4 separate regions of the Homo sapiens genome follow, and regions 2, 3 and 4 are each linked to region 1. Evidence: chromatin loops called from intact Hi-C (ENCODE). Cell type or tissue: Calu3. All regions are shown on one strand. Each heading gives the region's core, and the rest is flanking DNA. Links, peaks and the distances in the headings are about the cores only. Region 1 overlaps ZNF608 (zinc finger protein 608). Region 2 overlaps LOC101927421 (a long non-coding RNA gene). Region 3 holds the start of LOC105379156 (a long non-coding RNA gene). Region 4 overlaps LOC124901056 (a long non-coding RNA gene).

The links. A loop is a pair of places that touch in the nucleus more often than their neighbours do. Peaks named below come from ENCODE experiments on the same cell type or tissue, not always from the same donor. Only the 100,000 strongest peaks of a DNase experiment are listed, where the experiment ranks them.
Region 2: a loop joins it to region 1, with 2.9 times the contacts of the local background. A loop is called at or near these places in 3 of 110 quality-filtered maps.
Region 3: a loop joins it to region 1, with 2.6 times the contacts of the local background. A loop is called at or near these places in 3 of 110 quality-filtered maps.
Region 4: it touches region 1 in a loop (2.8-fold over the local background); 4 of 110 quality-filtered maps call a loop at or near these places.

The regions. Positions count from the first base shown.
Region 1 is chr5:124,657,681-124,666,014 of GRCh38, forward strand. The region is part of intron 3 of ZNF608 (zinc finger protein 608); the gene reads right to left. Among named protein-coding and RNA genes, the nearest start is that of ZNF608, 85 kb to the right of the region's middle. RefSeq lists enhancers at 2,623-3,316, 4,756-5,273. In Calu3, for the core only: no CTCF peak of the experiment used is centred there; DNase peaks (open chromatin) are centred at 3,211, 3,871, 4,731 and 5,597.
Region 2 is chr5:125,039,857-125,048,190 of GRCh38, forward strand. LOC101927421 (a long non-coding RNA gene) reads left to right here. Exons shown (of 6, transcript NR_109882.1): 2 at 2,301-2,383. Among named protein-coding and RNA genes, the nearest start is that of ZNF608, 300 kb to the left of the region's middle. In Calu3, for the core only: no CTCF peak of the experiment used is centred there; a DNase peak (open chromatin) is centred at 4,135.
Region 3 is chr5:124,789,199-124,797,532 of GRCh38, forward strand. LOC105379156 (a long non-coding RNA gene) reads left to right here and starts at 7,668. Exons shown (of 3, transcript XR_948725.2): 1 at 7,668-7,765. RefSeq lists a silencer at 6,824-6,943. In Calu3, for the core only: no CTCF peak of the experiment used is centred there; a DNase peak (open chromatin) is centred at 3,593.
Region 4 is chr5:125,481,239-125,489,572 of GRCh38, forward strand. LOC124901056 (a long non-coding RNA gene) reads right to left here. Exons shown (of 9, transcript XR_007058919.1): 9 at 1-487. Among named protein-coding and RNA genes, the nearest start is that of LINC02240, 7.9 kb to the right of the region's middle. In Calu3, for the core only: no CTCF peak of the experiment used is centred there; DNase peaks (open chromatin) are centred at 3,173, 3,653 and 4,063.

The DNA.
Region 1 (8,334 bases), core at 1,969-6,968:
ACAAACAAACAAACAAACAAAAACAGATCATTAGAGATCAATTAATGTTTACTGTGGAAAGACATGCTTTACTTCTTTTAAATAATCAAAACATATGTTCTACCAAGCAAGTGTCCTAGTTACAAAATGTCTTAGGTGTAATTTAGACATTTTAAGTAACAAAGAGCATCATAAAAAAAAATCACATGGAGATCTTTAGAAAGTAATTTTTAATCAGGAATTTTGATCAGTAACAAAAATATTTGCTTTTAAGTTAGGCAAACATACATATCCTAAAGCAACATTGCCCTTGATGACTTGAGGCCAGCTTTAAAATAAAATAAAATATATGTACTGCACCATTCATATACAATATGTACCCCTTATTGTGTAGACCGTTCCTCTAGTAGTTCCTGCTAAGGTTCCTGGAGTCCCTACTTTGGGGACAGGCAGGCAGAACAGGTTTCAGGTGATAGTGTTGGGGGAGGAGGGAAGAAGACAAGTCCCCTGAGCTTGCTTCAGCAAGGTCAGCAAGTCAGACATTTAACTGGGATGCATCAAAAGCCACCCCCTGTACCCCAAAAGGGATGGCCTTCATGCTGTGGTCCCTCAGCGCTCAGTCAACACACAGCAGGATGCAAGGGACAAAGGAGGACAGGAAGATAGAATCAAATAAAAAAATACAGTCTTCTGAGACAGACATTTGGAGCAATTCAAATGCATAAACTGAATATGTACATGTATAGAGTGTGTGTCTGTATACATTTGTACCAAGGGGTTTTATTTCTTGTCTTTGATTAAACTTCCTAGTAAGTAGCTGCCTCCTTTGAGGCTTAGTGCCACCAAACTAAGCAACAGCATCACTCTGATTTCTAATGCCAAGTTTGAAACTTAATTTTTCTCCTGCTCCTTGTCAGGCACCACTGGTTGGTCTGAAATCTGATGAGTTTGGATGACGATTTCTAGTGTGGGGCAGGTTTCTCAAACCCTCTCCTTTTTTAAAGCCAAATTTCCTCATTAGAGTAGCAGAATGCTTTCTCCTTCTCTTCCTCCTCCCTCTCTTTGTGGGAAGACAAAGGTTCAATGCCCACTGTAACAGAATTGACTCCCCTCCCCAATCCAGTCTCACAAGCTTGTATCATTAGCTTGTTAGGACACATTTTTCTTCTTTTAAATAAAAGTGTTAAAAAGTTTGGGAAAGGTATTTTGTAATTATTGAACTAGGCCTACTATGAGCCATAATAATGACACAGATCTTGTGGTATTACCTCCTAATGGTCATTCCTTTCCTAAGAGTGTTATTTTAGAAGACGGCTATTACAAGTGGCCCTGGGCACATAGCACAGGGCCAGGGTCTGTCAAAATGAGAGGGAAACAGCTTTCACTTACTCCCACTGTCAGACTCAGGAGGTCACTGAAGATAAGCAACTGAAAGAGTGCAGCCATTCAAATCATTGGTCCCAGTCCTTTCCTGCACTTAATATTAATTACAGGATTTTTTTTTTTTTAAGTTAACAACTCAGATACCCAAGCTCTCCACGATGCCATTACTTCGACTAGAAAAAAACAGGTAAAGAGAACAGCAAGCCAGACAAAAATAAATCATCCTTCAGGCAAAAACTCCCCCTCCATGCCACTCACCAAAAGACGAGTACTCTAGGACTAAAAGGGCGTAGAAGGGTGTAAAATGCTCTGAATTTGAGAAGTCATTAACAGCTATCTGCCACTTCCGTATTTTCTGTATCTGGCAGCATAGTCTGTTTCTTGCCCAATTCTTCCCCAGTGGCAGGAGCAAAGGAAGGAGGAGCAGGCAGGAAGGCAAAGTAATTACCAAGATGAATGAAACTGAAAGATGCAAAGGAAATAAAATGTAAGAATGAAAAATCTCATGCCTTGTGGGGAGGGATAGGCAAGGAAAAGGAAATAGGAGCTATTGTCTTCCTAACTCCTCTCATCACCTAGTTTTCCTCACAAACCCACCACCTCTTGTAGATCAGTAGGTCATGGGTGATTAGCAGAGTTCCAGGTTTAAATGCCATTGAATTGCTTGTCAAAATATGTGTAATACAACTACAGATTATAGGACTGTATCTTAAAGTAATTTCTTACCATCCCCAGTCCTTGAGCTGTAAGGAGACAGTGGGAACCAATTGACAATTATGCTCCACATCAAAAAGCTGCTACTGATCCATGTGTCTCACTGGGATTGAAGAGCCAGGCTTCCTATAAATTATGATGCTTTATTTAAAGTCAGAGCGCTTATTTGCTTTTGTGCCAGCTCTGGGCCCTTTTCATCTCTAGCTATACCGGGCCCAGGAGAGCATACATTCCTACCGCTCTGCTGGCCACCAGCTGTGTCCTCTGTAAATCATAAAACCTCTGAACAAGCTATTCTTTACAAAGGCCAACAACATTTACTGGAAATGATCACTCTGCTATTATTCCATTCACTGAAATTTAAAATAGCAATTTACAACAGCAGCCGAAAACAGAAGAACTGCCTCTCTTAACTCTGTGTGTGTGTGTGTGTGTGTGAGAGAGAGAATGGGAGAGATCTGCATGTATATGGCACACAAAGGGGTACATTTTGTGTGTCACCAAAAAGCCACCATCTTTGCAAATCTAGAAAGGAAACAAGGAATATGAATGTCAGAGAAACCAGACTCAGTTTCACCTTTGGCGGCAGGGTGAATGAGGCTTAAGTTGTTGGTGAACCTCCCTGTTCTTCCTGGAGGTGGCCATGCCCTGCAGGCAGTGTGGGAAGTAGTTCCCACATTCTGGTAGAGAAGCCACAGCATGTGGCTCAGGTTCAGAATGCAATAGGGAAAGCTGAAAGGATGAACTCTGCAGTCATTTCTGAGGAGTAGGAAGGAAGAAAGAATAAACAGTGGCCATCAAATGGAGCACCCTAAGCACCTGAAAGCATGTCTCTGGAGACAGAGGCAGACTCACCTGTTCACAACCAGCTTTGTAGCCGCTTCATCTTGAGCTAACCTAAACCTACCTGAGCCTCAGTTTCCTCATCTATAAAATGGGAGTAATATGGATATTAAATAAGATGTGATTTATGTAAAGTATTTAACATGAGCACTGGCATAAAGAAGCCACTCAGCATATGTACTACGGCGTCCTCATCTTTTAAACTCTCCTGTAACTCACCCAGGTCATAAGCTGAAGAATGGAAGGAGATGCCAAAATGCTATGAATTCCACACTCAGAAATGCAGCTGGCAGCAAGCCCTCCCGCATTCCTCCCAGGTGAAGCAAACTCAGTTATGCGCATCTACACTAATTATCCCACATTGCTGGTGACCAGGCTTACTATAAATGTGGCCTATCTTTCTTTTAGAATCTTAAGGGCTGCAAATTCCAACCTGAGGGACTTCTTTTATTATTTCTATACCCACCACCAATTTCAAATGATATAAAATTTATCTTTCCTAACCCATCCATTGTTTAAAGCAAACATTTCCTCTGACTACTCAATAGTAAAGGCAACTGAGAAATGCAGTTCTAAATCACTGAAGCCTCATCTCTGGACTATTTCAGGGTAAGAAAACCTCATTTCATGTTTTCAGGAACAGCTAACTGAATGCCTGACATTTGTCTAAATTACAAAAGCCAAAATTAAAGCTCCCCAGTACCGTGACAACAGAAATGAGACTCTGCAGCAAGGCTCTGGGGATGCAGATGGACAGAGCAGGTTAAACATGAACTCATCTTTCCAATTCCCATCTGGACCCACCAGTTTTCTTGACAGCACTCAGAGGCTGCCTTCCCACCCTCCCCCATTCCACATTCCAAAGTTCTTATCTTTCAGGGAAGAAAAAAAAAAAAAAGCCCCACAGAGTTACAAGTATTTCAATAACGTGCTTAGAGACCAGCTCTTTTCTGTAAACAAGCCTAATGAAGTGTGACTAATAGTGCTCTCCTCCAGCACAGGGAAGGTAAAAGGGCCTTTGTTAGCACTTACTGGAGCAAAGTCGTCATTTTGCTGGAGCAGAACAAAACTTAGCTGGTTATTGATTGACCAGCCTGCTCGGTGTCACTGCTTTACTGTCTATTTCTATATACTCTGTGTGTAAATACGTGTGTTTACACAGACACTGAGATCGTCTGTATACACACAGTCACACACAGCCAGCTAACCTTTCTCTGCAAACAGGATGAAGTGTTCAAGGCATCTAACTGAAATCTAATTCCTCTCCGATATTTGTATCTCTTCTAGTCCTTGATATCACCTAACATTTCTCTCCATGTTGTTAGTATCATAGTATCATGAACCTCAATTTCAGGGCCTGTAAACCAACCCTCCCCATGGACACTTAATAGTTTCCGAAGTCACTCTGATTTAACCTGACCTGGTTATTACATTCTAGAGGTGATTTTGTTTTTTCATGAATTCAAAATTGCTGCTGTTTCCTTTCCCCATTTCACTGATCAATTCTGAAACTCCTGAAATTTGGCTCCAAATGTTAACTGCTAAATAAATACTTCATGATGACTTAAATTGTCTTCTTCAATTGACGTTTGTCTTAAGTATTAATATACACAGCAGCGATGTTAGCAGGAAGATCTGAAGTTGGCTCTGACTTCTTTCTTGGATGACTGAGGAATTCAAGTCAAAACCTGCTTTCCTTGCGAATCTGAGCACAAATTTCCGTATAAATTATTGACTGCACTTTGGCCTCATCTGAAACATTAGCCCCACAGGCTGATAAGTTCTGACCCCAGGTGGCACATCAGCCCTCTCAGAAGAGGCAGGAACATTAGTGCTTCGCACTGGGGACTAAGGCGTGTGAGCCAATCAATCACACTCTCTGACAGCTTTTACTGCCTCTGTGCATTAGGCCCAAGTCAACCTCCAAGACTCCTATTGTTCGCATTATTCTCTTATTCTCTGGTCTCATGAAGTTAGGGTTAAGTCCAAGGCTTTAGCAAGAGAAAGGCTATTGTTAGTAACTCAGTCTTTATTGACTCTGACCTGCAGGGCAGCCGACTTCAAGCCTTTTCCAGAAAGTAATGCACTGTTAATTGCTGCTCATCATCAGCGTGTGTTTTATACACCTCTCTTCACTGAAAGAAAACCTGACCAAATATTTCAGCATCCTCCCAGGTTGCCTTGTAATTCTCTCAAGAGTTACAGACACACAGACACACACACACACACAGACACACACACTTCTGGACAAAAATCTGATTTGTACTCGCCACAGTCCCTGAACCAGTAAATCTAATACCAATGCAAACAGAATGTTTGGCTGGACAATGCTAACACTTGGGGGTTGCCACCTGGAACAATAAATAAATTTTTTCATGGCAAATATCTGTGGGGATTAGTATATAGGGCAGGAAAATGCCTGATGGAAGAATGAGGTAGAAACCTATTATTTCCTTCTGATGTCCTTTGCTTAAAATAACTAAAGATCTTTTTCAGTGGAAACTAGTAGCTCTATTTGTGAGCAGCCAGCAACAGACTGGATAGCCTCAGGGTGAAGAGTACAGCATTCCATTCAGGCTTCCTTTGAAGAAATTCAGCACTCTAAAGGGGTGGCAGAATTATTGGTCCAAAGGCTTTCCGGTTTTCTTTGAAAGAGAAAACAGGCAGCCCATTATCTCTTCTTACCCAAACAGGCCTCTCAGGGGAGACAGGAGGGAAAGGCGAGTGGTGTGGCCGTAGAAGGTACACACCAGAGCGTCCAGGTCTGTTGCTCACTGCAGTGGGGACCCAGACCTGGCCTACCACACAGCATGCACAAAACCTGCCCCACCCCACAAAACCTTGCTGTTCAAAGTGGTAAACGACAGGCTACAATGTGAATGCTTCAAGTGAGAAAGCACATGTTGACATTTCGGAAATCAAATTTCTTGGGTTCAGGGAAAAAGCACAAAAACCAAATGGTTTGGTTTTATACACAGCTTTTGATTGAGAAATTTTCAGCCACAAAAGACTTTGACATTTAGCCAAAGTATTATGCTATTAATACTTTATTTAGTACATCTCAGCATATGAATTAGTATATATGAATTAGTGCACACTTTCCCAAACCGGTGAGCAGAAAGCCATTTTAAATTCTGTTCCATTTGTGTGCTAGATAATGGATTGACTCCAAGATATGTGAAAGTAATACTAAATTTGATAAGCTTTCCAAAAAGGTACTGGTTAGGAGAACAATGCTTTCTGTCTTGATAAAGTCTCCTGGTGCGGCCGATTACATTTTCTGGTGCCATTCAGTTCTACTTAATTTTAATATTAGAGAGAATTAGATCAAGGAAACCTAAAATTTGCAATTAACCTTTTCCCTTTAAATTGTAGTCCTGTATCTGTAGCTTAAATTTTTAACAAATCCTTAATTTTTAACAAACAAGAATGCAACATCATAGCACATTAAGCTCATAACTACGATGGGCTAACAGGACCAAAACATATTTTGTAAAGCATTCAAAACAAAATAATAGCCTGTTCTTATATAATGAACTTTCTTGAGTCGTCCTATTTCTTATAGCCTAGAAATAAGTTAGGAAACAATTCAGAGGAAAAAAAACAAAATATACAAATAGCTGCTGAAAAAAGACACACTACAAATTTTAAGTCTTGAGTTAATAAAGATGGAAACTGCAGGAGGTCAAAATTGAAATCACTAAAAATGTAAGCCTATGGACAAACTGAACTCAGGATTTGCTCACTGAATCTTGGTGAAGTTGAAGTTGGGGCTTCCTCTGAAGCTTAAAAGAAGGCAATTCAAAACTAATAAAATAAGCATTATTTTACACACTAGGCAGTTAACATTTTTGTTATTGTCCCCAGGGGATAAAGACAGAAAATAAATATTAGGAACATTGATTGAGTGCTTTGCTATGCTATGTGTAGGTCGCAAGAATAAGTGTTTTTTATACAGCTTATCTCATTCATTCCTCAGAGCCTGTGTGTCAGGTCCTTTTATTATTGCTATTTTACTGATGAGCAAAGTAACTCTTGGAAAGCTTAACTGGCTGACTTGCCCCAGGTCAGAAAGTCAGAGATTTGGAGCACAGGCAGTCTGACTTCTGATACCATACTTCTAAATGCACTTTATAAGTTTACATAAACTTATTTATAAATAACACAGTGTCATGAAGGAATGGTGCATGTATGGATGGGGACCCACAAGGCTAAGGTCATCTTGATGATGATAGTGGTATGTTGGAGGCATGTGCTGCAGGTGGCAAGCATCTCTTCTCAATACCATGTTCAAGGCTGGGCGCAGTGGCTCACACCTGTAATCCCAGCACTTTGGGAGGCTGAGGTGGATGGATCACGAGGTCAGGAGTTTGAGACCAGCCTGGTCAACATAGTGAAACCCCGTCTCTACTAAAAATACAAAAAGTTAGCTGGGCTTGGTGGTGGGTGCCTGTAATCCCAGCTACTCAGGAGGCTGAGGTAGGGAGAATGGCTTAAACCCAGGAGGCGGAGGTTGCAGTGAGATGAGATTGTGCCATTGCACTCCAGCCTGGGCAACAGAGGGAGACTCCACCTCCCCCCAAAAAAAAAAAAAAATACCATGTTCAGTGACATCACACTGGAAACTTGAAACTGACCACGGTGGTGATATAATCACCAAAGAAAACAGCAAATGTTACAAATCAGGGCTCTCTCCCTGCAACTCCCACCACAGAGCCAGGTGTTAAATACTTACTGGCACACCAATGGTTATAAATTTAATTTGCTGAACTGCCATGCTTCAATCACATGAAATATTAAAATAAAGTACAACAGAGCCAAAAGAGCTCCTGCATTATAATTATGTTCCCCAGTCAAATATAAAAGTAAAAACTGGAAAGGTGAAAATTGTTCATCAGCTGCTTCTGATATCTTGTAAGTGAAGGAGCCTGTCTCAGTTGGTTCTTTCCTTTTTTAAAATAATCTGACGATATAGCTGTAAACAATTTGGTTTTATGTATTTCTATTTTTTTATTAGAAACTTTTGTGGAATAAGTAATCTCACAAGTCAAAGAAATCAGGAATCTTCCTGAGATTTCAGTAGCCATCCAGTTTTACTGGACTATTACAAAAGCAATTGATGAGGTACATTTGTCTCTCACCTGATGTAGAAGCTCTAAACACAGCCCATAACATGCCCAGCCATGGCAGATCCAGACTGTTGGCCTCTCCCACTACTCCTTGCAGTTTAATGAACAGTCATATCCAACAAATCTCCTCCCAATAGCCTGCCAGTGGTTATTCTCCCAGACTCTGGGCCCCAAAGAGGGATTTGTCATTGCTTAAAATAAATTTTACAGATGTAATAGATAAAGGCAATAAAGAAAACAGAGCTTTTATAAAACAAAGTTGACAGAGCAGAAAGCTATCTCTCCA
Region 2 (8,334 bases), core at 1,457-6,456, 380 kb after region 1:
AATTACAACCACAATACTATCGCATCTAAAGAAATTAACAGTAATTCTTTAAATATCATCAAATATCCTGAAAGTGTTCAAAGATTCCTGATTGTCTCATAAATATTTTTTCATAGTTAATTTGCTCAAATTAGAATCCAAATAAAACTCAAACACTGGCCAGGTGCGGTGGCTCAGGCCTCTAATCCCAGCACTTTGGGAAGCCAAGGCGGGTGGATCACCTGAGGTCAGGAATTTGAGACCAGGCCAGCCAACATGGTGTAACCTTGTCTCTACTAAAAATACAAAATAATAATAATAATTAGCTTGGCGTGGTGATGAGCGCCTGTAATCCCGGTTATTTGGGAGGCTGAGGCAAGAGAACCACTTGAGCCTGGGAGGCGGAGGTTGCAGTGAGCCGACATTGTGCAGCTGCACTCCAGCTTGGGTGATGGAGTGAGACTCTGTCTCAAAAAAACAAAACAAAAACAAAAAAACTCAAACACCACAAGGTTGATGTGCCTCTTCAGTATCTTTTAATCTACAGATAACACCTCCCTTTTATGTTTAATTTTTTGAGACAGAGTCTTGCTCTTCACCCAGGCAGGACTGCAGTGGCGCAATGTTGGCTCACTGCAAGCTCCACCTTCCGGGTTCACACCATTCTCCTGCCTCAGCCTCCCGAGTAGCTGGGACTATAGGCGCCTGCCACCACGCCCAGTTAATTTTTTGTATTTTTAGTAGAGACGGGGTTTCACCGTGTTAGCCAGGATGGTCTCGATCTCCTGACCTCGTGATCTGCCCGCCTCAGCCTCCCAAAGTGTTGGGATTACAGGCGTGAGCCACCGCGCCCGGCCTCCCTTTATGTTTTGTTTTTTAATTTATTTTTTGAAGGCAGCAGGTTATGCATCCTCTGGAGTTTCTCAAGTTGAGATTTTGTTGATTGCATTCCATGGTGTCATCGCTGTAAATGGTGGTAAAATCTAGTAAGGCTTGATCAGATTCAAGTTCAATTTTTTTCCCCAATAATATTTTAATTTTAGGCTGTGATACCAAGTGCTGTTTCTCATCCTTGGTCTTCAGGGTGGACTCTTGCTAAGCTTCAATCTTTAGAACTCAGTTCTTACGTTCTTTAGGAGTAGTAATATGTACCCAAATTTTAGCTATGATTTCTAAAAAGTGAGAGAATGTTGGCCTAAGATGATAACAGAATTTAGCACTGAAAGAAAAGTTAGACAGCAGTCAACGCAGGGCTCTGAGAATGGTGTTTTCTAATCTACTTTGTGAATAATGAGCTCATAGGCAAATAATTTTGGGAAAACCCCGAGTAAGTAAACTAACACAATTTTCTTTACAATATAAAGGTACATTGCAAATCTAAGGAGGGAGATATGGTAATTAGTGTTTCCTAAACTTATTTCACCATACAACTACCCTTCGCATGATGATATTTATTGAAGTTCTCTTATAAACAGTGTTTTACACTGAGAATGCTGAATAATTGGGTCACAGTGAAGGTCTAGGACTCTCAACACTGTTTATAATGTAGTAAGCAGATAAGCAGATGTTTTATCTGAACTGCTTTGTACAGAATAAGACAATTTACTTAAAAAAAAAAAAAAAAGAATCTCCCGCCTTCACCTAAGTTTGAGCGCTTCCCACCACCCCCCACCCCGCCCCCGCCCCCAGCAAGCCTGCCTTTCCCCTTGGGAATACACTGTCAACAAAACACAGCAATGAAATCAGCTTCATCACTCTTAGTATCTCTTCTCCCTTTCTTCTGCAGTAAGATAATACCTGCTTTTTAACAATGGACTTCCAGACTAAAGGTTATATATTCTAGCATAGTAGCTGTTGTTTCTCAGTGTGTAGTACAATTAAGGGCAGAAAAATTCAAATTGGTTCTTAGGAATATGAAGAGATGCCTTATTAGCAGAATAAAAAATATTAACACTTGATAATTCCCAGAAACATAATGGGCTCATGTTTGACTGCATTTTGAATCCCTACAGCTCTCACATCTCTTTAATTTTTTCTACTGTTGTTTCCTGCATTCACTGAGTTAGCATTTCTCGAATATGCTTTGGGCTCTGTGTTTACTATGACAGATATGCCATGCTTCTTGTTGGGGGCTGGACATGGTGGATGACATCAGTCACACAAACTGTTGATTATAACGAGTAGTATGTGCAGTGATGCTTTATGCAGGGTACTATGGGAGCACAGTGGCACTCTTATTCTGATTAACCTTGTCACTAGTAAGTCATTTTAAATTCTCAAGACTTAGGACAGTGTTTCCTACTTTTGTTTCCTCCACACAGCATGGAACAGTTCTGGGAACACAGCACTGATAAAACTCTTAGGGATGAATTTACCTATACCTGTGTTTCAGCCTTGTGATCTGGTGAGTATTCAGCTAATTTTCTTGTGGTCTTTTCCTCCCTTTGTTAGGCAAAAATTATACAAATGTAAACCAGCTGAGTTTTACAGTGTGGTTTGATGGCAGCAAGTTTGAGAGGGACAAAATACCATTATGACCACCTGCCAAAATTTCCCTTTGCAACCAGGAAAGCCAGACCCTGACATGCAAAGCCTCTTGGACATCTGGAATGAATTCCTTTTGTTATGTGTGTATGGGTGCTTTCCAAGAAAGGGAAGTTCCAGATTTAAGAAAGGAGTGAGAAACTTTTATCAGGAAAAATTATTCACAATTAAGAGGTACTTTGCTCTAGCTGTGGGTCACAGGAAAAGTTTACAAATGTCCAGTGAATCTGCTTCTTGACTTCTCTGAGTTCTGCAGTCATAATGAATTGTGTTCTTCCTTAGCTCTTGACAGAAGTCACCCTCTAAAGTTAGATCTGAGCAAAGAGTCTTAATTGGCCGATAGATCCCAAGTGACTTTTGGTTCACATATGGAGAGCAGTTTTGTTATGTCAAATCCCAGCAGTTTAGCTTTGTGTCTAACTCTGGATAAAAATGTTGATATTAAACTGGTAGCAAGTAAAAGCAATTCTAATTTTATGTTGCATAAACTAAAGCTCCTTCTTTTGACAAAAACTAAAGGATTTAAAATTACTTCTTGTTGATGTCTCTATAAAACTATGAACCTTCTAGAGGCTCCAATATATCGAATTACATACACATGTACATTCACACCTACAGAAGTCACCTATCTCCCTGAATGAATTTATGTTTATGTAACTACTTACATACTTGTGCCCAAAGGCTTATATTCATGAATGGAAATGGACCCTAGCTGATGGTATTGAGCAGTAAAATTTTATGTGAGAGTTTTGGGTCTTTGCTGCTGAGATAGGAATCTTGCTGAATTTTAAAGGTGACTAGTTAAAAGAAATAAAACATAGTTCACCCTTTCAGTTGGAGGAGAACAGAGTATTTAACAATAGGTTTCCTCTTTGAACTGATGTTCCATGGGAAGAATGGCTGATAATAAATGGAAATGGTGGCTCGAAGAATGTTGTAAGTTTACTTCCTGAGAGAAGTCATTTAGAATCTATCATTTCTGAGGCAGATATAATTTCACTGATCCTTTTGTCTCTTTATATTCTTTTGTCTCTCTATATTCTTTATATCCTGCAGATTTGGCACTAGTTACTATATTTCTTTGTGTTGACCCTGGTCAAATGAGCTTGAGCTACATTATTGTTGTTTCTTGTTTTTCTCTTCTTTTTTCAATGACTCACATTTTCACTAGATTAAGAATAATATTAACCTCTTTTTGGTGTAAAGTATAGCACTGTGACATGTAATATCTCATTGTAACTGAGCTTTGCAATATATTTGCAAGGAAAGTAGAGGTGGTAGCAATATCTCTGTTTGGCATATGAGGAAACTGAGGCTTAGAGAGCCTAAGTGAATTTCCTAAGCTTTCACTGCCAGGACCAAAAAGAGCTCCAGCTTGGTTCTCAGTCTCATATTTCAGATGCTTTTTCCAACATACTTCATTGCTTTTACTGGGCAACTGGCTTTCAAACATGTGGTGTGCACAGTTGGTATGTGTGGGACATTCAAGTGAACTTACCTAAAGGCAACAGAATAATCATTTGGAAGGACTGACCCAAATAGACACAGCTCTCTACCCGTGTGAGCAGCAGGTTAGAATGTGGGCAGGCAGCCCAGAATGTGTCTCCTCCCGGGCAGACAGACAGGAATCTCTCTGGAGACTGGCCAGGAGGCCAGAAGGTCTCCCAGAGACTCAAGAGGGCTGCCAGGAGGAATCTATAATGATTCCATTTTAGGTTTAAAGGACATTATAGTCACAGCAGGCGTATCTAGTACTATACATGATGCTGACACAAATGCACATATATTGGCGTCTGATGTAGATAGATGATATCTTGCTGTGAAGGGTGAACGAACAGGCAGTTTTCTACTTTTAACTTTCAGTCAAACCAATCAACATAAACCAGCCAGCAGCGTATGTGGGATGACAGATACTTCCAGATCTTTGCTGATTGCACTAGCCGGATAATTAATTTGGGCATAAGTCATGGTTGGACTCCTCTGCCACTGCATGTTCAGATTTTTCCCACGACTGATTGTGGCAGAGGCTGCTAATTTTCTACCCAACATCCACTTCGTTCTCCTTTTTCAGTAATAGGACTCTGTTTTTGTAGAGGACAGCCAGAGTATAATTAAAAGACCATTTTCTACATTTCCACTTTGCAGCCAGGAGTGGCTGTGTGGGTATGTTTTAGTCAGTGAAAGGTTAGCAGAAATATGTAGGACTTTTGGGAGATTTTCTTAAAGAGAAGTGGATTGACCTCCCTTCTTGCTGCCTGGAATGTGGGTGTGCTCTAGAAGCTATCTTGTAAGTGTGGTGACCAGGCTGCCATCGTAGGAATCTAAGAGTAGGGGACAGGCAGGAGCTTGAGTCATCCAAAACTCCATGAAGCTGCTTTGACAGTCTTGGCCTGCTGACCTCCAGACTTATTTTGTGTGTAGGGAAATATGCTTCTAGCTTGCTTAATACGCTGTGGTTGTTCGTTATATTGCAGTGGGGACCTTACACCAAGTGATGCCTAGATGGGCACATGGTGCTAGAAGAGATCTAAAATGCGATAAAAATACAGGTGAAAAAAGATTTTAAAATATAAAGGAAGAAATAATTTGGGGTCTAATAAGAAAAGAAGCGAGTGATTGTAGCTGGGTGATATTTAACTCCGCTGTTTTCCAATTCTTTCTGCTCCTGCCCTTTGCCCTACTCTTTAGGCACCACTGCCCTGATGGCAGAAATGATACAGAGAGCAAAGTGTCAAATTACTGGCTTCCAAAGGTCTGTGTAGGCTCTTAATAGTCTATAGAAAATATCATAATGTTTTTAACTTACGTGACTTTATTATGGAGAATTTACAACTCACTCAAGAGTAGGTGGAGTTGTATAGTAATCCTCTATACTCGCCATCCAGTTTCAACAACCATTCATCCTTGGTGAATCCTGTCCCATCTACACCTGCATCCACTTCTCTCTTCTCATTGCTTTTAAAATAAATTTCATATTTTGGCATAATTTTAGATTTATGGAAAAGTTGCAAAGATAGGACAATTTTCACATACTCTTTACCTATGTCTCCCTATCTTACGATTCCATGGTACGTTTGTCAGAATGAATATGTTAGTATTGATGTGAAACTATTAATTAAATCTAGACTTTATTCCTATTTCACCAGTTTTACCACTAAAATTCTTTCTCTTTTCTAGAATTCAATCCAAGATACTACATTGCATTTAGCCCCTTGTTATTTTGAAGCATATCCCAGGTATCAAGTAGTTTTACCTTTAAGTATAGTTGGCCCTCCATATCCATCAGTTCCACATCTGTGGATTCAACCAACCGCAGATTCATTTTTTTTTTTTGTTAAAGATGGTTGCATTTATACTGAACGTGTGCAGATTTTTTTTCTTGTCATTCCCTAAACAATACAACTATTTACATAGCATTTACATTGTATTAAATGTAAATCATCAAGAGATGACTCAATGTATGCAGCAGGATGTGAGTAAGTTATATGCAAATACTACACTATTTTATATCAGGAACTTGAGCATTTGTAGATTTTGGTATCTGTGGGCGTCTTGGAATGAATTCTCCAGGGACAACAAGGGACAACTGTATTTTAGTATACATCTCTAAAAGACAAGGACTCTTTTGCTTTAATGCAAATACAAAGTAATCATCACACCCCCAAAATAGCAACGATTCCTTAATATCGTCAACATCAAATCAAATATTTTCTTGTAAATGTCATGTCCTTCTTACACCTTTTTTTTTTTTTTTCTAATCCTGGATCCAAACATGACCTGAACAATAAGATTAGCAAATATGTCTTTTAAATATCTTTTATTCTATAGATTTCCCCTCCATTTCTCTCTTTTTTTCTTTGCAATTTATTTGTTGAAGAAACAAGTTTGTCCTGCAGTTTTGCCATCCAGGTTTTTCTGATCATATCCTTGAAGAGTAGGTACCTGTGTTACACTATGCTTTGCATTTTCATAAATTGACTGTAGAGATTGATCGGATTTATTCATTTACTTATTCAGTGAGTTTTGGCAATAATATAGGAAGTGGTGGGTTTTTCCAACAATAGGCACATACCATACTGTCTGGTTTTCTCTCTTTTTGGTGTTTGTGGCTGTTAATGTCCTCTGTTATAGAGGTTGCAAACTGGTGATATTGTAATTCTAACATTTCTTCTTCATTTATAAGCTGGAATATTTTTTATAAAGATCATGTTTTCTCCATCCACTTATCATTTGGTTATTGTGGTGCACACCATAGAAGAAGGCAAAATAAATGCTGATTTTTTATATACCTTATTTGTCACTTCTAAAAATAATGAGTTGGTTCACTATTAGCATCCTCCAATGTTGACCAGATAATTTAGAGTTCATAGTCAAGAAAATAAAGTGTTTCGTATGTGAAAGAGCAGGTGCTTGAGACAGAGTGTTTAGTATTCCCAAAATTTGTAGCTTGAGAGAGCAGACACCAAAACCCAGAGAGCTGTGAGCATGGAGAGAGAGACAGAGAGAGACAGAGAGAAGGAAACACCTAGATACATTTGGTAGAATCTGAGAGCTACAGACTTGGTGCCCCTGCTCTAAGCTATCCTCAAGGCCAATCTGGTACTGGAGCAGCTGGTATTGTCATGACAGTAGCCAATGACTAAGGCAGGCACTTAGTCAGGGAGTCCCAAGGACAGCCTCACTATGAGCCCAGAGCAGTGCAGAGAAGGTGGGTGCAAGCTCCTGAGTCCCAGTGGGGGCTCAGAAGTGCTGAGAGGACCAGCAGGCTGTAGGAGGCCTGTGGTTGTATGCGAACAACAGAGTTTGATGAATACCAGGTTGAGAGAATTTCACATCTAAGTCCAGGTGGGCAACCTATACCTGCACAGAAGCTGATGGGACACAGAGTGGCATGCGAACCAGACACTAGAAAATAGAGGCCCAGAGGAGAAAGAAAGATGGGCCTGGGGATAGGCCAGCCCTGAATTTGATCCGTTATTGCCCAGAAGAGATTATTTTCATTTTTTCAGAATTGAAAAAACTTAGCTCAGGGTTTCCATTTCCACACATTAGCAGAAAAACTATCTTTCCAATTCAAAGTTACATTCTAGTAAACTGATTTCACTTACATAGACATAAAGAGAGTAAGATGACTGCCCATCTAGGACTGTAAATTTAAAACTCTAGATAAGTATAAGCTCTTTAATGTTTGAAAGAAAGGGAGTCATCGGGGTGCTTGAACTAGTCACTCTGCCCTCAGGGAAGGAGGCAGAGAATGGGCTGGCCCCAGGGTTATGAAGTGGGGTAGAGATGGAGGGTGGAATAGGAGGGGCATCCGTTTAGGGTTCTGGCTGCTTTTCTCTTCAAAGGTTTGCTTCAAACACACTGGAATGTCATGGGGACTTAACTTGGTAAAGTAGTGCTCACCTAAGAAACCTCTGGAGAAAGTTCTTAACTGGCATTGTTAGACCTCACCTCAAATCATACCTCCCTAAATCCTGTATTCGTGTGTTGGGAGGAGCGTCAGTTCACCCTGCAATGTGTGTAGGGGGCAGTTGGATTTATTACTGTTATTTGCAAGATTCAGGTGTGTAAATTACCTTATATTTTTCTCAGCTCTATCTCCCCATCTGTAGAATGAAGGGAATTTGGCCTAAGAACTGGACAGGGTTCACCATGAGTCCATAAGTCTCAGGTAGCTGCCTCATCTACAGCTGTCATATTAAGTAACGTAGCCCAGGGGCACTCTTTCTTGCACAGATACTACAGCTACTGCCACATTGTATTTAGTGATATAAAACTTTCCCCCCAGGGGAGTAGAGAACTATTGCC
Region 3 (8,334 bases), core at 1,119-6,118, 130 kb after region 1:
GTTTAAGTGAAAATTCAGTCATTGCAATTCAAATCTCCATCAGCAGAGACTAAGCTGTTAACCTGGGCCTTCTCTCCACACTCAACTGGGGAAAGACAACACTGACTCAGATGGTTCTTGCGTCAGTAGTAGTTAGACTGTAAACACTAACTTTGTGTGTATTTTTACGATTTAATTTCCTCTTTTTATGGGAGCATAAAATGTATTTTTAAAAATAAGCAAATCTTTAATGAAAGTGTAGGATGGTTGACATGGGAAGTGTATAAATCTGTCACCTACAATATAAGCACATATTTAAATATGCATATTATGAACATTTAAAGCTGCAATGGTTCAAAATAATGTTAGCCTCTTATGTGAAACATTACTCTATAAATATGAGCCCACTAGCATCTTAAATACAGATTGCATTATATATAAGCAACCAATATAAAATATTTTCAATCTAATATTTATTCTCAAATTTTGTCTTTAAGAAATTATTATTCTATGTCTCAAGTTTACTTTGTAAATAGAAAAAAAAAACATAAAAATTCCTCAAGCCTCTAATGTTTTTCTTAATGTAAAAACTATCACAAAAAAATGGGAAATAGTTTTTCTCCCATAAAATATTCCCTGGACTCTCTCTCCTTCTTTTTCTACTTTTTTGCCTGTAATAGTCTTATCTTCCTCTATGACTTAAACAATCAAGAATAAGTTGATGACCCCCAAATCAATGTATCCAGCCCTGTTGTCACTCATGAGTGCCATAACATCCTAACAGAAATCACCATTCCCATGACCTTCCATGCCTTGGTCCATGGCATTATCATCTGCTTATTTGACACAACCAAATCCCTTGGCATCTTCTTAGATTCCTTTTGCTCCACCGTCCACCCTCTGGCTCCCTTCCGGAACTCTATTGACTAGTTCTGTCATATCTGGCTCCACAGTGTTTCTCTCCACTCTATGGGTTTAAGCTGTTATCACGGCTTTTCTGGATGACTTGTACTCTCTTCCACTTTGGAGACAGTGATTCTAGTTTCTTACCAACTAATCTGCCATCCAACCTGCCTTTGCCCCAAATAATCATTTTCCAATACAATCTGATTATTCTAACTTTTCTGCTTCAAATTCTTCACAGTTTTCTCATTCCTTTTAGAATAAAGTACATGTTCAAAGACTTTTGCAATCTGGCTCCAAGATACTGTACAATCTCATCTTCTACCACGCCTTCCAACTCTCCTACACAGTCTTGCTTTCTGCCCCAGCCCCAACAGATTACTCATCAGTCTATGAACACTCACTAAGGCTTTATGTTGTTTCCTATGTCTAGATTGCTTTTCTCATCTTTCTCCCTGTCTGAAGTTAACTTCGGTGTTTTCTGATTTCCCATCACAATCAGCCATTCTCCCTTCTGTACTCACACCAAATCATGTTCCCAGTGCACATGGTATTAGTGGTATTAGTGCTCCTGGTTGGGTTATGCACTTATTGGAGGAGGCAGAGAGAGGGAGGGCTATGTCTCATTCATCTTGGCATGGACAGCTCCTAGCAGGTGCCTGGTGTTTAGTATGTACTAAAAGATGTTTGGTGAATGAGTCTTTATTTTGAATGCTCAGAAAGACCTTAAATTTGACTTATAAGCTTTCAGAAATAGGAAAAAGGCCTACAGATTCATAGCAGTTGTATGACTACATGTGGTAAAAGCGAGCAAGTTATATCCAAGACAGACTGCAGCAAGGTAAACCCATTTAGCTACAGTCCCTTCTCTGTCTTTTAAGACATGTCTAATTTGAGATCCCTTTCACGTGCTCCCCTTCCAAGGTTTAATGTATGTGATTAATCTTGACTTGCCTTAATACTGCTAGGAATGTGGCAATGACCTCAGCTGAACACTGGCAAAGTGATTAATGTTACATGAACTGGATAAGGTGGTTTTTTTTTTCCCCCTCTGCTCTAGCTCCTGAATAAACACATTCATGCAAGATTCGGTTGCAGACCTTTGCTCGATGGAAAATGTACCATGATTTCAAAGAGTAATGTTTCAGATGCAATAAACAACGTTAAAGGAAACACGGTCCTTGTTAAAGAAAATGCTGTTTCAGGCTAAAGTCCCAGTGATCATAAAAGATATATGATGCAATAAACAAAATGAACCATAGGCAGACAGGTCCATTCGATGACTAACCACTGATTGAATTTTCCAACACATTTAGACTTTCTAAGAGATAAACTATTCACAAAAGGTTCGTGTTAAATATAAGGCTGTCATTTCCTTTTTATGTTTCTAGAGGGGTCTGAGAACAGTAGAGGATATTCCTTCTTTTTTTCTTTTTTTTTTTCTATTGGTTGTTTGTGGTTTTGAATTTTTTATGATGTGAGAAGACTGGCAAACAGTTGCTATGATTGTCAAATGCCTTAAATCAAGAAGAGAGAATGCAATAAAACACAGTTTCCATGGTAACACATTGTAACCTAGTACCTCTGGATTATGAGCCAGCTCACATCTATGATCATTACTTGTTGACAGGCATAAATTGAGCCTAAAAGCATTAATTTTAGAGATAAAACTAGAATGTGTAGCTTAGTTTTAATAATGTTTAAATATTTCCAAGGTAGTGGCAGCAAATCAACTCTGGTTGTGTTATTATTTAAATAATGTTAATAAACTAACCACAAATACTTTTTGAAAATGTACAAGCTTTTCTCTAAAAATGGTGTAACATCTGTGTATGCAGTTGGTCCTCCACATTCCTGGGTTCCACATCCATGGATTTAATCAACCTCGGGTTGAAAATGTTGGGGAAAAAAAGACCCACAAAATTGCCAAAAGCAAAAGTTGAATTTGCCACCCGCCGAGCATTGTGTTGAATTCACGTGAATGTGGTGATGTGTAGGCATTGTATTAAGTATTATAAGTGATCTAGAGATAACTTAAAGTATATGAGAGAATGTGTGTAAGTTATATGCAAATACTAGGTTATTCTGTGCAAGGGACAGAGCATGTGCAGATTTTGGTACAATTCCACATAGATACTGAGGGACAACTGTATAGTCTTGAGGCTGCAAGTGGTAGCTGACGTGTTTTTGATGGAGTTTAAATAATCTGAAATCAACAATGATATGGAATGATAGCCAGACATTTTAAGGAAGGAATGTTGTTCAATATGGACAAATTCCTAAACATCTTGATAGTAGAGTAACTCCTAGAACTCTTGTAGGACATTCACACACAATAATTTTTAGTAGACATAAGTTCCTTTTCCTCTTTTTAAGGAGCCTGAGATAAAATGTGGATGATCACATGCTTTTTTTTTTTTTTTTTTTTGAGACGGAGTCTCCCTCTGTCACCCAGGCCAAGAGTGCAGTGGCGCCATCTTGGCTCACTTGCAAGCTCCGCCTCCTGGGTTCACGCCATTCTCCTGCCTCAGCCTCCCGGTAGCTGAGACTACAGGCGCCCGCCACTACGCCCGGCTAATTTTTTGTATTTTTAGTAGAGACGGGGTTTCGCCGTGTTAGCCAGGATGGTCTCGATCTCCTGACTTTGTGATCCGCGCACCTCGGCCTCCCAAAGTGCTGGGATTACAGGTGTGAGCTACCGCGCCCGGCCGATCACATGCTTTTTACACATTCACTTCCATGTCCTCATCAGAAGCACTCACACTACCGTCAAACATTTAAGGTTAAAACAAAGATTACGTTATGTGTAGCAGTTACCCATTAACCAATATAGTTAACAAGACAATTTTTTTTCCAAGGCTGCTTGTGACACTTCTAAATATATCTTTATGACAATCAAGATAATCTTGGCCAGGTGCAGTAACTCATGCCTCTCATCCCAGCACTTTGGGAGGCCAAGGCAGGAGGACTGCTTGAGCCCAGGAGTTCAAGACAAGCTTGGGCAACATGACAAGACCTCATCTCTACAGAAAATAAAAAACAAACAAAAAATAGCCAGCTGTGGTGGTGCACACCTGTGGCCTCAGCTACTCAGAAGACTGAGGCAGGAGGATTGCTTGAGCCTGGGAGATTGAGGCTGCAATGAGCCGTGTTCACATCACTGCACTCCAGCCTATGTGACAGAGCAAGACATTGTCTCAAAAGAAGTAAAAAACAAAACAACAAAAAAAAGAGATAATCTGATATGATATGATATGATATGATTTAATATGATACAATAATAAGAATTGGTCCATTTTCTCAACATCTAGACTTTATGTAAGAGTTCACTTTTTTCCTCTGGCAACTTCTGAGCTCCCTTTCCTTACTAAAGCTTTTACAGTGAGTGTGGGATAAACAAGGAGAGACAGATTGCTCTTCCTCTAAGTGTGCCTTTCACTGCCCTGAGCCTCAGAAAAGCAGAGAGTGACCAGCACACCTCAGTTGCCTTTTCTGTACACTTGGGATTAGACCTATTTCATAAGGTTGTTTTAAGCACTTATTGAGACGGACACTTGTGGAGAACTTAGAACAGTACTTGGTGCATAGTAAGCCCTCCATGAAGGTTAGCCCCTGTAGGGGGTAATGCTTTGTCTAGCATTGCGCTTCCCACTCAGTTGTGCCTAGTAAATGTTTGTTAAATTGAATAAGCCTATTTGCCCAATTGGCTATTACAAGAGTGCTTATTGTAAAACTAATTTTGCAGGAATATGTAACATTTTCAGGAAATCTGATTACATTGCTTTTATTCACTTGCAACTTACCTGTCAGAGATTCACAAAACGCTTCAGTTATCAGAGCTCATGGAGTTGTGTAATAATTGTATCTTCTGGTATTGCTAAGTTTTAGAATCAAATCCTTGGGAATACTGCAGGGTATCTGAACCAATCTAACACAGACTAGTCTTTAACCTATTGACCTGAGAAGGATACCTATTTCAGAATCTGCCATACTTTCAAGCAATGACTCAGAAGCTTGCTAGCTACTTCTGTTTTGTTTTTTCGGTTCTTTGAATTTAGATTTTTTTTTTTTTTTTTTTTTTTTTTTTTTAGACAGAGTCTCACTCTGTGGCCAGGCTGGAGTGCAGTGGCGTGATCTCGGCTCACTGCAAGCCCTGCCTCCCAGGTTCAAGCAATTCTCCTGCCTCAGACTCCCGAGTAGCTGGGACTACAGGCATGCGCCACCACGCCCGGCTAAATTTTGTTGTTGTTGTTGTTGTTGTTTATTGAGATGGAGTCTCACTCTGTCATCAGGCTGGAGTGCAGTGGTGCAAGCTCGGCTCAATGCAACCTCCGCCTCCCGAGTTCAAGTGATTCTCCTGCCTCAGCCTCCTGAGTAGCTGGGACTACAGGTGTCCACCACCACGCTCAGCTAATTTTTTGTATTTTTAGTAGAGGCGAGGTTTCACCATGTTGGCTAAGATGGTCTCAGTCTCTTGACCTCGTGATCTACCCGCCTCGGCCTCCCAAAGTGCTGGGATTACAGGCATGAGGCCACCATGAAATTTTTGTATTTTTAATAGAGATGGGGTTTCACTGTGTTGGCCAGGATGATGGTCTTGATCTCTTGACCTCGTGATCTGCCTGCCTTAGTCCCCCAAAGTGCTGGAATTACAGGCATGAGCCACCACGCCTGGCCTTGAGTTTAGCTTTTTAAGGATAAAATTATTTTAAGAACAAAGAAAGCAATTTTCTTCCATTCTAATTGCTATAGACCCTGGAATATGTCAACATGATATTTAGTTAGTCTAAAAAAAATTAAGACATTGACCCATGCATATCCAGCTTTGAACACTAAATACCACTTGGCATTCTTTTTATTTATCTCTAGTCATTTTCCTTTCACCTTCCCCAAAGCATACTCCCAAGTGTAACCATCTTCTTAATCTCACTCTCTATTTTTAAAATATCAGTCACTGTTCTTGTTCTGTAGACACATAGAAAATAAAAACTATCATTTGATAACCTGCTCTTTTTTTAAAACAGTTTCCGAACGTACAGTTGACACTTGAACAACTTGGGGGATGGGATGTCACTCCCTGCCCAGTTAAAAATCCTCATATGACTTTTGATTCCTCCCAAAATTTACTAATAGTCAGCTATTGACTGGAATCCTTACTTACAACATAAACAGGTGATTAACACATTCTGTATGTTATATGTATTATATACTGTATTCTTACAATGATGTAGGTTAGAGAAAAGCAAACATTAAGAAAATCATAAGGAAGATAAAATATATTTACTATTCATTAAGTGGAAATGAATCATCATAAAGCTCTTTACCCTTGCCATCTTCACACTGAGTAGGGTGAGGAGGAGAATGAAGAGGAGGGGTTGGTCTTGCTGTCTCAGGGGTGGTAGAAGCAGAAAAAATATCCATGTATAAGTGGACTTGCAAAGTTCAAACTCATGCTGTTCAAGGGTGAACTGTACAAGAAAGTGCTGAAGCACAGTGCTAGCTACATGCAAAGCCACCAACAAATGTTAGTCCCTTAGTTTAAAAGAAGGCGTTTTCTAGCTTAGAGTAAGGAGTTTCCTAATGCACAGGAATCAGTGTTCTTTTTTCTTTAGGATTAACCATTCAACCTATATGCACTCATCAGTTCCTTACTGTTTTCTCTCAGTTGTGGTTTTATCATTTGTTTCCATTTCTCTATTTTCAGGGTGTTTCTCTCTCTCTCTCTCTCTCTCTCTCCTGATTCTTTCTCATTATAGTCTTTCTTATCCAAACCTAGTCTTCGTCCAGAGTTCCTATCTCAATGAAAGCACCATCATTCCTATCAGAAGTTTAGGTATTATCTGCCCTTCCTGCTCTTAACCATTTCATCTCCTCTGCACCCCCCACCCCCTGCATTTTGGGCTCAATGGGATGTGGGTTTGTAGTTGAAAAATGACTTTGCAGGTGGTGGTATGATGCTGCTTTTATTCGTGTGTTTGTCTTAATTTAGACTATGTTCTAATGCAGGGATCCCCAACCCCCAGGCTGCAGACTGGTACTGTGCCTCACAGCAGGAGGTGAAGGGAAGGTAGTAGCATTACTACCTGAGCTCAGCCTCGAGTCAGGTCAGCCACGGCATTAGATTCTCATAGGAGTGTGAATCCTATTGTGAACTGTGAATGTGAAGGATCTAGGTTGCATGCTCCTCATGAGTATCTAATGCCTGATAACCCCAACCCAACCCTCCACCCTCACCTTCCCATCCGTGGAAAAATTGTCTTTTGAAAAACTGGTTCCTGTTCCCAAAAAGGTTGGGGACCACTGTTCTGAAGTTTTTTTGGGGGAAAGAAAACATTTAGAACGTGGGAGGGTGGGATTGGGGGTGGGAGAGATTATTTCATAATTGCATTCTCATTTTTAGATTATTGCTAATATACTCTCACCTTTGGACTGGTCCTGAAAGAATTTCCCCATTGTAGGAGCTACATTTCCTTTATAACAATTATTTAGTGGTGACTGATGTTCCACTGAAAAAACACCATTCTCTTAATGAGACTGTCACTATTTCACAGTTCCTTTTGCTCTCTGTGTGGGACAAGGCCCAGGATGTCATACTGCCTGAGAGATTTCACTACCAAACAAATCTTAACCACCATGGGCTGGCCTAAGGAAGCAAGAGTGTGTTTGTAGTCAACTCAGAGTTACTGTGTTTCTGGGTGACCTGGAGCAATGTGACTTCATGTTTGGGGTGTTGTTGCTCACTGTACATCTCTTCTTCACCCCAGGGAAGAACCTGACCCAAAAGGGCAGCAGGCAATAGGTGAAAGGCTATACTAAGCCTTTCCCAGTAAGGTCAGCCAATTGAGTGCTGCATACATCCAAGCTGCCTTTAACCTTTTCCTAGGTAAGTCAACACAAAATAGTTTTTCTTCTTTCTATATTCCTGTATTCTTTTCATTGTATAAGAATATTTTATGGTGATAGAGGCGAGAGAAACTCTAGGCAAATGGGCAGGTTCGCCCCACCTTCAAGCTGAAAAGCCTGAAGCCCAAGGGCCAAAGTGAGAACTTCTGTCCCTGTTTGCCCTCTCTCTCCTGATTGGTTCTTTCTGAATAATTTTTTTTTTTTTTTGAGATGGAGTCTTGTTCTGTCACCAAGGCTGGAGTGCATTGTCACAATCTCAGTTCACTGAAACCTCTACCTCCCGGATTCAAGCAATTCTCCTGCCTCAGCCTCCTGAGTATCTGGGACTACAAGTGCACGTCACCACATCTAGCTAATTTTTTGTATTTTTAGTAGAGACAGGGTTTCACCATGTTGGCCAGGCTGCACTTGAACTCCTGGCCTCAGGTGATCTGCCTGCCTCAGCTTCCCAAAGTCCTGGGATTACAGGCATGAGTCACCCCACGCCCTGCCCCACATCCTGTGCCTACAAAGATCTGCAACTCAGCTGGTAGAGATGAGAAGCAGCTG
Region 4 (8,334 bases), core at 1,799-6,798, 820 kb after region 1:
CAGTGATGGACTGTCATTCCTCCAAGCCCTCCTCTCATCCTCCTGAAGTACTCATTTAGAACGCTATCCATCTGCCTTTGCCCTCATAATATGGTAAGTGCCAGATAAACACTATAGGAATATTGACTTTTTGGTCGTTGTTTTTTTGTTAAAAATACAGCACGGTCATTGAAAACAGACTAGCTTATTTGATCAAATACGTGAAACAAAGGGTGGCACTGTGTTGGTGGTTTTACATTTTTTAGTGAATCTTCCCAAGACATCCTAACTCTAGCCTTATGTCTATAAAGATCTGTTCCCAAAAAGCCCATAAATGCCACTCAGGAGAAGGACAGAAAGAATAAGAGAAAACAACAACAACAATGAAACACTCACAAACTATTGTGAATTCATGAAGCTGACAAAGGGCACAGGCTTGAAGGCATCTTCTAGGACTGGAGGTTAGAAATCTCATTGGCCCGTAAATAGAAAAGATCCCTTGAGTTTACTGCAGAAAAGACACAGAGATACCCATTCACGAGGTTGTTTTAACTTGAAGGATCACATTATTCATCATGAACAATCTCAAAACGCAGTCAACAGAAGCCTTCCTGGCAGCTTCCTTGTGTATACTTGGCTCCATTTTATAAAGACAGAACAGACTATGTTTGGCATTTTTGCCTTGAGTTATTGACATGTTTTAAATTATGCTGTTTTACGTCCATTCTTAATAGAACAGAAATCTGCTACAAACGATCTTTATTAACAGACTGCCTCAGGTGCTGAGCAGACTCTCCATTTAACAACATCTCCAAACAGACAGGCAGAGAGCTTGCTAATAGGCTTTTCCAACCCTTTGGCTTCTGTGAGATGTAAGTGGATTATGGAGGTTTGTTTGTCAGGCTATCTTTTTACATCACTGTCTGAGTAATTGCCACAAAGGCCTATTGCTTTGCCCTAATTAACAAAATGTACAAAATCCTAAGCATAGAACTTTTATTGATGAGCCATCTTCATGGAAAGCTTATGAACCCCCATGACTCCTGGCCCGAGACAGATGCTCTTCATCATGTCACACACTTGACTCCAGTCTGTTAATATACCAGGGATTCGTCTTAGCATTTTGAGCTACTCAGAAAGTGCCAGAGAAAAACACATTTATTGGTGGTGGTTTAAAAACCAGTAGCCTTGGCATAAGACAACTTGTTAAGCAAATTTCACCATTTGTTTACTATAAAACTGTTTTAATACTATCAGTTCTACTTTTTTCCATGAAAATTGATCCTTGAGAAGGTAATTTCAGTAATAAAAACTACAAGGTTAATAAGTAGAGAAAAAAAATAAGCAGAAAACGTGACTTGAAGGAAGTAAAAAACACAAAGAAGAAATAAGAGTTAATTTATTGTTCAGCCACTTTTTGTTAACTCAACCATTATTTCGGCCAGGTGCGGTGGCTCACGCCAGTAATCCTAGCACTTTGGGAAGCTGAGGTGGGCAGATCACAAGGTCAGGAGTTTGAGACCAGCCTGGCTAATATCGTGAAACCTCGTCTCTACTAAAAATACAAAAATTAGCTGGGCGTGCTGGCACACACCTGTAGTCCCAGCTACTTGGGAGGCTGAGGCAGGAGAATCGCTTGAACCTGGGAAGCAGAGGTTGCAGTGAGCCAAGATCATGCCACTGCACTCCAGCCTGGGTGACAGGCGGGAGACTCCGTCTCAAACTAAATAAATAAATAAATAAAAATAAATAAAATAAAATAATTATTTCAACAAATATTTCAGGGCATGTGTGCCAGAGGACTATTTTAGGCACTCGGATGAACTAGGGAGGAAGAACTAAGGAGACAGAGTCCTTGCTCTCGTGGAGCTTTTAATATTGAAGACGAGACATTCTTTATACTTATTTTTTCTTAGTAACTCAGTAAAAAATCCATGGGATAAGAAATTCTGCTTGAGACTTAGAAGGTAAAATTGACCATGGGAAATTAAGCCACATATATCATTTTGTATTTAACATTCAGTAGGTACATGTTGTAAAAGGTGCTATAGACACTTTTTGGAGTTTGAGAAGACACAGGACCTGCTCTTAAGGAACTCTAATTTAAAATGGGAAGCAGAACAAAAACATATTTTAATGTGCTTATACACATAGATGGATTAAAAAGTTTTGACTAAATTTGTGTGTTTTTTAAAAATTTAAATCAACCAAGTAACCAGGTAATGAATGCATAGCAACAGATACATTAAATCCGAACAGTTTAATGGGTTTTAGTTGAGAACTGAGCTGGAGCAACATACGTAGGATTCAACTAATTCAGAAAACTTAAAGGGCCCGAGGCTAGATTGTATTTATTTTCCTTTTTGTTTTTCCAGGATTAAAGGGTACACAGCATTTTTTTTCTAAATCTGGAAAAGATATCATTTATCTAATCTTAGGAAATTGTGCTGAATTTGGGGGAAGTTTTATCCCAAAGTCTAAACATAGAGCTTTAAGCACATACATAGGCATTCATTAACACAAAATTGAATTCAGGAGAAATGTGATGAGAACCTGACATGTGTCAAGCCTTTCTGCTGTATGCTAAATATTTATGATAAATGTCATAGCAGCTGTCTTCAAACATAAAAAGCAAACATCAGAGCAGTGTAAGCCTAAAGGGTTAGGCAGGTCAAGGTCAACGGGCTGAACAGAATATGGTGAGTGGCTCTTGGGTATTCTTCCATCTACAAGGAGAGATTATACCAGGAAAAGGTAACCTCTACTGCACCAGCAGCTCCTTCCACTAGCCACTGGGGAATTAAAATAAAAGGTAAAGAAGGCCTTCTTTTGGATCCACAGCAGTAACAACAGCAATACCAATAATTAACGCAAGCTATTGTTTGTTGAGGGCTAACCTTGTTCCTCATTCCCTTTGTTAATGGCTTACGTTCATGAACTTCTTTAATCTTAAAAAGAGCCCTGCAAAAGTAGATATTACCACTATCTCCATTTCATATGTGAGGACACAGACAGAGAGTAGCCATTTGCTCAAGATTGCCAAGCCAAGAAGGGTTCCATGAGTGTTTAAACCTAGAAGTAAGTCTGAAGCTTAGCCCCTTATTCATGGCACTAAATTTCCAGGGACTTGACTGATGCTCTGGCATTTTTGGTGGTTTGGAGGGAGGGAGGCAGTGATTCATCACTCTTTACCCAGCCCGTTGTTTTCCCCGGGTTTTGCAAGAGATCATGTTTAAGGTCAACTGGTTATCACCTGCCTAGACGCTAGTGATTTACAATTATTTCTTTATTAAGAAAATGCTTGGTGTGTGAGTGGTCTCTCTCTGAAAAAATGCCAACAGGAAGGCCTTGTCAGATTTTTGGCAGATACACATTTAAACACATAAAAACAAGTTTAAACACTATCATTTATGCATAATTCTTTCTTGGCATCATCTCTCACTTGCCACAATTTGCAGCCAGAAAACACTTATTTCTACTTTTCTTACTCTAGAAATAATCCAGCCTTAAGTGGATCTAATTCCTTCCCAGAAGAGAAACAGCCTTGTCAGGACTTGGTTGTGTGTGCTGTGTTTGAGGCATCAAGGTTTCCATTTACGGCACAGCTGCACGGACTCCGAAAGCTGGTGCTGAGCCAGAGCTCTGTACCCACTGAGATCTGTAGTCTGGAATGATAAACACACAGCTGCCTGTGGCGAGGGCCACAGGCATAATAGATGGCCACATCTCAACCAGAGTCAAGCGAAGCCTACACAAATCATTAATCCAACTGCTTATATGTTAAATATCACAAACTGTGTACGAAATGGTGAGCTATCTCAGTGGAAGGAGGGGAAAATGGCAGAGGCAATTTAAGGAAACAGGAGAGTAAGTGGCTGTAAGTCCTCTGCAAAGTCCTGCTCTAGAGCTGATTTACTGCCACCAAGCCCTCTTGCTGCAAATAGTTCATAAAGCCTATGACCTGAGTACTTGCCCACGGGACCACAATAACATTTATCTAGCATAAATTAATGTGTTTCAACCACTAATTCAATTTGGCTGTCTCATTCTTCTGGTTTTGGCAAAGCCTAGCCTTGCTATAAAGTCACTCCGTGACTCACACGAATGGCTGTGTTTGTTAAGGAGTCACACACCACTAGGAACAAAGAGTGCTGTTAGTTGAGTAGTCATAAAATATACCTCCCGAGCACATTTGGAGCTGTGCTAATTGAAACTTCCTCTTTAGAGGAGCCTGATCAAAACCAGCTGTAGGAGTCAAGCAGGAACAGATTTCAACATTACATTAAAAGCCCAACAAATTCAGTAAGAGCAGCCTCTGAGAGAAGAGGGCATTCCAGCCTGAACAAATGCTCTAATTGCCTCCTGACATGCTGCAAAGAAAGCTTGTGACCTGAGCCTGGAGAGCTGTGGAGAGAAACTTCTCCATAAGATTTGAAAAAAAGCAACCTCTAGGGCAGTTCTCCTCATAAAATTCCAGATCTGCCAACATTCTCAAGTAACACATGTGAAAACCCACAAAAGCTGAGTGAATTTAGGCAAATGAAGTGATATATTGTTCTGAAAGGGGAAAAACAGAGCTTAAGTATTTTCAATGGTAATATGACCTTTTATGGACATCCCTTTAGTATTGAAAACAAAAACAAAACCTCCAACTCACAGAGGAACAAACAAAATACAAATAAGAAGCAAAAGCCTGGATGAATCGCAAAGAAAAGACACAGAGTGTATTTAAAGACAAAAAATGAGAGCTGTCTCTTCCTCTTTGGCGGCTTGTGAATTTCCTATTCCAAGACATAAGGGCTGCACTCTGCCAATGTGTATAAAATCAAATGCATCCATAGGTTCGCTGAAAATGTGGAATAATCATGCATTTTCTGTGTTTGCTTTACTTGAGGGTGGTTTAGCCATTTGTAAAGGAAGCAGTCATTGATATATAAATATAAATAGCAAATCTATCCATCAAATATGTGCATTGTATTTAATTTAGATGAGTGGAATGCCTGGAAATGTTACAAGCAAGTTTTGCATTATAACACCTTTAAGTAGCATATAAATTAGAAAGGATTGCTGATCTTTATAATTTATTTACTCATCAATTTAATGGAGTATCTAATTTTGGAGCTATGTCACACTGATTCTTAAAGATACAGGGTGGGGGAGGTTTATTTACATAGATATAGAAAGGACCATTATGTTTTATGTCATAAAAGAGTGAGTGACTTATATGTAGTATATGAATTATAATGATTATTCTGGAGGATCTAATTATAGTCTCACAAATAATAACCATGAAAGATGAAAGATGCTCCATTTTTGTCCTTTTTTGGGGACTGTGTTAAGAGGCTAACCTGTCCTTTCTCCTTTTTGTTTCTTTTATCCCAACAGAAGGTATTAAACTAGTAATAACTCACTGGGTTAAACGCAAAACAAAAACAAAAGCACCCACACAAAAGAAGAAATTATATGGTTACATAGTCATGTAACTCCCTGTTTCATTTTTATGTTAAAAGCTTGCATTTAGAGTTTAACAGACTGGCATAAAATGTGGCCTTCGGTGCATGTGATGTGGTCTTCTGAATTTGTGAACATACCAGTGGAAAGTATTTCTGTTGCTGCTTTAGTATTCATCTGGCTTGTCAGATCCTGAATCATTCTCAATGCATAATGCAATTCACATTCCAATGCTATGCCCTTGATTTTATTTATCTTGCTTATCCAAGTACTATAGACATTAGGGAGTATTAAATATAGTGATCTTAAACTGGATAGAGAAAGTTGAAGAGTTGGAAAAAAATTTCAAAAGATAATTCAAAATTAAGTGATGAAAAAAAAAACATGTAAAATATGGCCAAACATAAAAATATTCTGATTTAAAACAGAGTGAAGAAAATAGTCATTATCCCAATTTTACCACTAAAATATTACTTAAAAACTCAGAAAAGTTGAATTCTCGTGTTGCACCAAAACTAGACTCGAAGTTAACTAATAATAACAATGAAGGAGCTTTCAATTATCTTAGAATTAAAACGACAAAAACTAAAAATGACTTCCAGGTTCCATATAATTAGAAACTGTGGAGATCAGTCCACTCCAAAATGGTTTGAAAACCTTTGCTTCTTCCCTACTGCTTTACCCCTGGTTCAGTAAATTGTCCTTACTAAAGCCAGTTAGGCAGCTGTTCTCAGGACTGAGGGAGTTTCATTCCAAAGCAGCACAATACTGTCTCCTCCTTCCTTTCACAACATCTGTGATTTCTGTCTGTGAACAGAAAGAGATTGTCCACTAAAACTCGCAGAAATCCAAGCAGAGAGTCAGTGGGTTGCTTTGGGAGGTGGTGTTGAACATTCAAGAATTAAAACGCAAAGCAAATGCAGGGTCAGGACCAAGCAAAGAATTCACCTCAGGCCAGCAGGATGGCAGTAGACAAAATTTGATAAACCCTGGGAATTGGATTAGGAGTTAAACATGATCTTCTCTGTAGGAGGAGGATGAATAGGCCAGAAGCCATGAAGATGTCCAAAGGGTAAGCCCAGATAGATATTTCTTTATTGTAAGACACATTATTAAAATTAATCGTGAAGTAATCATCAGAGACATGCAAATCAAAACCACAATGAGATACCATCTCACACCAGTTAGAATGGCGATCATTAAAAAGTCAGGAAACAACAGGTGCTGGAGAGGATGTGGAGAAATAGGAACACTTTGACACTGTTGGTGGGACTGTAAACCGGTTCAACTATTGTGGAAGACAGTGTGGCGATTCCCCAGGGATCTAGAGCTAGAAATACCATTTGACCAGCCATCCCATTACTGGGTATATACCCAAAGGATTATAAATCATGCTGCTATAAAGACACATGCACATGTATGTTTATTGTGGCACTATTCACAATAACAAAGACCTGGAACCAACCCAAATGTCCAACAATGATAGACTGGATTAAGAAAATGTAGCACATATACACCATGGAATACTATGCAGCCATAAAAAAGGATGAGTTCATGTCCTTTGCAGGGACATGGATGAAGCTGGAAACCATCATTCTCAGCAAACTATTGCAAGGACAAAAAACCAAACATTGCATGTTCTCACTCATAGCTGGTAATTGAACAATGAGAACACTTGGACACAGGAAGTGGGACATCACCCCCTTGTTGTGAGGTGGGGGGACGGGGGAGGGATAGCATTAGGAGATATACCTAATGTAAATGATGAGTTAAGGGGTGCAACACACCAACATGGCACATGTATACATATGTAACAAAACCTGCACGTTGTGTACATGTACCCTAGAACTTAAAGTATAATAATAATAATAATGAAAAAAAATACAGCAAAACAAGAAAAAATATTTGTCATCTTAAGGATTCAGATGAAGAGCAGACCTCTGAGTCCATGAACTACAAGAACAGAAATATTAATTGAGCATATTGTTTGGGAGCTTCATGTGACAAAGGCAGTTGGTGTCTCATTCTTCCTAGGCTGGGCATATGTAACTGCATTACTCAAACTCCCTTATAGATACATGGTCAAGACTAAGCTTTCTTCGGTGGAACGTAAATGAATGGCTGTTACTGGATTAAAAATTACAACAAACAAACAAAACCTCCCAAAAACTCTTGCCCTGGACATCCACTTTTCTATTGATTAGAAAAAAAGTACCCTTGGAAAATAAACATCAGAAAGGCAGAGCTCTGCTGCATGATGATAGAATAGGTAAATTAGCTCTCACAAGGAGACTGACTATTGGAGTAGAGATGAGGGTAGAAAAAAAGCAGAAAAATAATTAAAAGAGAATGTACAAACTGGACATTTTAAAATAATTATCTTTACTTGAAGATATCTAATAGCTAACAAAACTGTGAAGAATTTTAGGAATAAGATCAATGAAAAAACAAGAAACCCAGATAAGTGAGCCCAGTGCTTGGAGACAGTTTCTCCCAATAGCAGCTGCCAATTCTAAAAGTCAAGTGAGAAGCTAAGAAGCTAAGCAGAACTGTGACTGACTTGCAAAATGATAGGGACAAAAATTGAAGTCCAGGGATCATGAAGGGTTAGGATACCCACACACTTTGTGCTAGAACTCTGAAGGCCCTCCTCCATCCCCTAGTGTGGTAAGGCTGATGTAGTTGGAGCCCAGCTGTCGCAGGGACTTACACCAGCCTCCAGTCACTTTGATCCAATTTTAGTGACGGCAGTGATTCCAGATTGCTAATGCCACTAGTTGTGTGCTAAAAACAAATGTAAAAAATTACATTTGTCCTTAAATGATTGATTTTTTTCAAATGAAGCTTATTGAGGTACAATTTACATTCAGTTAAATTCCCCCTTTTTATTGGACAGTTCTATAA